Linked DNA regions of Homo sapiens: region 1 is linked to region 2. A link is an interaction called in ENCODE POLR2A ChIA-PET data of the cell type or tissue named here. Cell type or tissue: PC-3. All regions are shown on one strand. Each heading gives the region's core, and the rest is flanking DNA. Links, peaks and the distances in the headings are about the cores only.

Evidence for each region. Peaks named below come from ENCODE experiments on the same cell type or tissue, not always from the same donor. Only the 100,000 strongest peaks of a DNase experiment are listed, where the experiment ranks them.
Region 1: POLR2A ChIA-PET joins it to region 2 with 5 read pairs; 1 of 35 experiments calls an interaction of 5 or more read pairs at or near these places.

What each region holds. Positions count from the first base shown.
Region 1 is chr12:28,651,800-28,654,717 of GRCh38, reverse strand. No RefSeq gene overlaps it. Among named protein-coding and RNA genes, the nearest start is that of CCDC91, 460 kb to the right of the region's middle. In PC-3, for the core only: no CTCF peak of the experiment used is centred there; no DNase peak of the experiment used is centred there; H3K4me3 peaks cover 1,353 bases.
Region 2 is chr12:27,974,106-27,977,023 of GRCh38, reverse strand. No RefSeq gene overlaps it. Among named protein-coding and RNA genes, the nearest start is that of PTHLH, 2.8 kb to the right of the region's middle. RefSeq lists enhancers at 530-1,218, 1,219-1,907. In PC-3, for the core only: no CTCF peak of the experiment used is centred there; DNase peaks (open chromatin) are centred at 1,263, 1,403 and 1,683; H3K4me3 peaks cover 1,979 bases; H3K27ac peaks cover 2,500 bases.

The DNA.
Region 1 (2,918 bases), core at 227-2,726, 680 kb before region 2:
CTCCCTCATAGGTGGGAACTGAACAATGATAACACATGGACACAGGGAGGGAACAACACACACACACCAGGGCCTGTTGGGGGATGGGGAGTAAGGGGAGGGAACTGAGAGGATGGGTCAATAGGTGCAAAAAACCACCATGGCATGCATATACCTATGTAACAAACCTGCACGTTCTGCACATGTATCCCAGAACTTAAAGTAAAATAAAATTCAAAAAGTAACTGTAATACTGTAATGGTGGTGTATATATTTTTGTTTATTTTTTATTATTATTTTGTTTTAGACAGAGTCTCACTTTGTCACCAGGCTGGAGTGCAGTGGTGCGATCTCAGCTTGCTGCAACCTCTGCCTCCTGGGTTCAAGTGATTCTCCTGCCTCAACCTCCCGAGTAGCTGGGACTACAGGTGCATGCCACCAAGCCCAGCTAATTTTTGTATTTTTAGTAGAGATGGGGTTTCACCATGTTGGCCAGGGTGGTCTCGATCTCTTGACCTCAAGATCCATCTGCCTCGGCCTCCCAAAGTGCTGGGATTACAGGCATAAGCCACCATGCCCGGGCATGTATATATCTTTTATATGTTTAATATGAAGGTTAAAAGACAAAATTATTAAAATAATAAAAGCTACATTATTTTGTTAAGGAAGACAATAAAAAATGCAAACTGTGACAAAAAATTTTAAATGTGGTGGGGGTGGAGGAATAATATAATTTTTTTCTCTTGAGACAGGGTCTCTTCTCACTCTGTTGCTCAGGCTTGAGTGCACTGCTGTGATCATAGCTGGCTAAGTTTTTGTATTTTCTGTAGAGACAGGGTTTTGCCATGTTTCCCAGTCTGGTCTTGGACTTTTGGGCTCAAGTGACCCGCCAGCCTCACCCTCCCTAAAGTGCTAGGATTACAGGTGTGAGCCACCACACCTGTCCTAAAAGTATAAATTTTGTATGCAAAGTTAAGCTGTTATCGGCTTAAAATAGCCTGTTATAACTGTAAGGTGTTTTCTATAAGCCTTATGGTAACCACAAAGCAAAAACCTATGGTAGATACACTAAAGATATAAAGTAAGAAATCAAAGCATACCACTAGAGAAAATCACCTAATCACAAATAAAAAATTTTAGAATATATTCAAATACATGGTAATTAAACAAGTTCTTGAATAGCCAATGAGTCAAATGAGAAATTAAAAGAGAAAATTTAAAATATCTTAAGACAAACAAAAATGGAAGCACAACGTACCAAAATTTATGAGATGAATCAAAGGCAGTTCTAAGTGGAAAGTTTATAGCAATAAATGCCTACATCAAAAAAGAATAAAAATCTTAAATAAACAACCTAGTTTCACGCTTCAAGGGAACTAGAAATTGAGATAACAAACTGAGCTTAAAGTTAGTGGAAGAAAAATCAATAACTAAGCAGCAATAAATGAAATAGAAAATAGAAAAAGAATAGAAAAAATCAAAGAAAGTAAGAGTTGCTTTTTTGAACAGATAAACAAAATTGACCAAACTTTAGCTAGCCTGGTACGAAAGACAACAATATCAAATAAAGAAAATGAGAATTTCAAGAGGAGCTATTACAACTGATACCACAGACTTACAGAGGATCATAAGAAACTGTTAAAAAAAATTATACACTAAGAAATTTGATTGTCTAGAAGAAATGAATAAATTCTTAGACACACACAACTTACCAAAACCGAATCTTAAGTAAACTGAAAATCCGAACAGACCAGTAAGGAGTAAGGAGATTGAACGAGCAATTTAAGAAACAAAAAAAAATCTTCCATTAAGGAAAAGTCCAGGATCTGATGGTTTCACTTCTGAGTTCTACCACACATTTAAAGAAATAATATCAATCCTTCTCAAATTTTTTCACAATATTGAGGGAGAAGGAATATTTCCACACTCATTTTCTAAGGCCATCATCACCCTGTTACTAAATCCAGGCAAGAACACTACAGGATAAAAATAATAATAATAATAGGCCAATATATCTGATGAACATTCATGAAAAAATTTTCAACAAAATTCTAGCAAATTGAATTCAGTACACATTAAAAGTATCATTCACCATGATAAAATGGGAGTTATCCTAGGGATGCAAGGATATTTTAACATATGAAAGTCTATAAATGTGATAATCACACTAATAGAATAAAGGACAAAAAATGTACTGTCATCTCAATAGATGCAGAAAAAGCAGTTGACAAAATTCAACATCTTTTCATAATAAAAGCTCTCAACAAATCAGTTATGGAATGAAAGTACTTCAACAAAATAAAGGCCATATATTGCAAAACCACATCTGACATCATACTCAATGGTGAAAAGCTAAACACTTTTCCTCTCAGATAAGAAACAAACAAGAATCTCATTCTCGCCACTTCTATTCAACACAGTACTAGAAATCCTAGCCAGAACAACTAGGCAAGGAAGACAAATAAAAGGAATCCAAATTGGAAAAACAAAAAATTAAATTGTCCCTGTTTGCAGGTAATATAGTCATATATGTAGAAAACCCTAAAATACCACCAAAAAACTAAAAGGACTAGTAAATCAATGAAGTTGCAGAATATAAAATTAATATAGAAAATATGCAGTGTTTTTATATATTAAAAACAAACTCTTCTAAAAATAAATTATTTTAAAAACATCCCATTTACAGTAGCTACAAAAAAATTAAAATACTTAGGAATAAGTTTAACCAAGAACTTGAAAGACCTATACAGAAAAGGCAAAACATTGATGAAAAAAATTAAAGAAGATACAAATAAATGGAAAGATATTCAATGTTCATAGATTGGAAAAATTGAAATATTTAAACAATTTAAATGTCTGTATTACCCAAAATGATCTACAAAGTCAACACAATCTCTATCAAAATTTCAATGACATTTTTCATAGAAATAGAAAAAGCA
Region 2 (2,918 bases), core at 322-2,821:
ATTATTGAATCCTAATATTTTCTATTGAATGTCAAATATTCTAAAAGTTATTTATAAGTACGCCCACACACACCCTTTTGTTAATTTGCCACACCACAATTAGAAGGAAGGGTAAAAGCAGCAATCTGATATCTTGTACAGAAATAAGTAAAAGATTCTCTTATGTGTTGGATGTTTATTAAATATATTCCCATAAATAAAGGTGTGTAATACAAATGAGTTATAAATGTTTATAATATTTTGCAGTCTTTTGTAGTATTTGAGGTAATTCGTTATTCAGTTGAAGATGAGATCTCTATCCAAGTTAAGTAAGGAGAAAATTGCCAGGATAAATTAAGAGACAAAAAAGTAAAATGTGGAGATAATTTAATTGCCTTAAACATGTATAGAAGCTTACCTTTGTAAATGTTTTTTCATAAGAATATGTCACAAGAACTGGGCAAAACTGTACCTACAAGGAAACTCCCATAGCATTTGTTTTCTCCTTTGCTAGGAGTGGCGATCAGACACACTGCTCAGGACAATGGTGATTAATGAAGTCGCCCCACTGAACAATATGCTACAAAGGGCTTCACCACTCCTAGAGAAGAAACTGTCCAATTTTCCTGAGATACCGGACAATCTCCTGGCAGCAGTTTCCCCACTCAATGAAAGCAGGTGTTGGGGACATCCCACATGGTGCAAATGCTGGTGGATGCTTTTAACAAACAGAAGCCTAACAAGATCATCAACTTGCTTCTCTCTCTTTAGAGAACAGAACCTTAGCAAAGGAAAAGGAGAGAGGCTACTAAAATGGATGGACGTTTCTTAAAGCATGTGAAACGTTGCCTGAGTGGGGAAAGACACGTTCAGGAAGGAACTAAAAGGAAACCCACAATTTGGAATCGGGAGATTTTTCCGTCTATCTCTGGAATTCGGCCTCTGTGCAAGAGCGCGTCCTGGAGTTGTGCAAACACACGTCCAGCCTCGTGTCGGGCGCACACCGGCTGGATCGCTGGCAGGCTGGGGCTCTGGGGCGTTGCGGCCCCTGGGGTAGGGGGGTCTGTGCCTCACCAGGACAGCCCGAGGACGCACATCAACGAGCCTTAACCACCATGGACAGCTCACTGGCTTCCCCCAGCCAGCTCTGCGCAATTTACAAACTCCATAGGAGCCACCAGCTAGATTGATTTTTATGCCCTGGAGAGATGCCACGTGTTCCATGGCCCACGGTCTACACCCCCAACCCCCACCCTGCGATCGCCAACTGTAACCACTGAGCAGTTATATATAGACAGAGCGGGCTTCGGGGATTAATAATCTTCTCCTTGCCCTCAATTCCGTCCTTTAAGATGCCACCGGATTCCAAGAATCAGACGGAGGGAGTTGGCAGACAGAACTTCGTTCCACGTCCGTTCATATCCTCTCCTCTCCCGCGCCGCACCTCACCCGGCCTTGACTTTGCAGATCGCTTTAAGTGAAATAAAACAGACGGGTCCCGGGGCTCCGGCAGGGCCGAGCTTTACGGGCGCAGGGGAGGCGCGCTGGGAGAGAGCGAGTCGGGGCTCCCGGAGGAAGGGAGTCGCCCCTCCACACCCCGACGCGGCCCCGGACAGGGCCAGGCCAGGGAGGGGGTACGTCTGCCTCATCCTTCTCTCCCCGCGCCCCCACGGGGAAGTCAGCGTCACCGTCTGCCTAGGGCTTATCTCATGTTTGAGTCATAAATTGACCTGGAGGGAGAGGGGAGGGGAGGAAGAGCCCTGCTCAGAGGAAGTTCGCGCGCTCCCTCCGACCCTGTCCTTGGGTCTCGGGGTTCCCGAAGTTTTCCCTTACCCGCAGCCAGATACGGGGCTCTCCCGGGAGGAGGGGGGCGCGCAGGACCAGAGACTCCGAGTATACTCGGGTTAGAAACCAAGCACCCAAGCCGGCGGGACAGGGCGGGGCAGAACGCAAAGACCTCAATAATACCGCTCCGGGCAAGAAGGATTCTGTGCGGCAGTCCGGAGTCCAGACTCTTAGGGACTGAAGCCCGAGGAGAACCTAGGGGAAGTAGTAGCTAGATCCGCTCACGGGCCCCGAGACCCCCGAAGTTCCCATGGAGCCTAAGATCCCCAGGAGCCAAGCCTGCCCCGTCCCTGCGGATCAGCTTCCTAATGGGCGACCCAAGTCTATCGCAGGCGGTGGGGATGAGGACGCTGGGTGGGAGGAGGGGAGGGGAGGCTGAAAAAGATCATCCCCCTTGCCCTAAGGCCTCTCCCAAGACCCTGGACCCCTGCCCTAAGAGACTCAGGCCTCCCTTGCTGCAGTGGGAGCGCAAACACCAGGGCAGGAGACTCCAGAGAAGGAGCGCATAACTCAACGTTTGCTCTCCTGAAGCCTTATTTCTGATAAAAATTACAGAAAAGTTAGGCAGGATCCAAAGACACCGTAATGACCAGCTCAAAGCCAAACAGACAGGACATCCAGTGCGGGTGTCTGGATAGGTATCCTTCCTGCCGGAGAGTTTAGACATCTCAGTCCGGGTGCTGCCCTGGGAAGGGACTTCGAGGCCAGCGTGGCACGGGCAGAGAATGGTGTTAGGGAGGTAAAATGCTTGCGGGGGCAGCCCCTTTTAGGCAGCCCCCGGCTCAAAATTTAAGAAAGGACCATTCGGTTCATGTGGGGAACTGGGCTGCTGCCAGGAGGGCCCTGTGATGCCACCGGAGATTGACTTCAGGTTGAGAGGTTGTCGCCTGAGCCAGGTGGGGCTTGGAACTCTCTCTGTGGCCTCGTACAAGTCCAGAGCTGCCTACTTTCAGGAGCCAAAAACTTGGCCAGCCAAGGGCAGGCATCTGGCTGGCTGGCACCAGTCCAGGAGATCAGGACTGGGACACTGCACATTCATATTCTCTCTCTCTCTCTCTCTCTCTCTCTCTCACACACACACACACACACACACA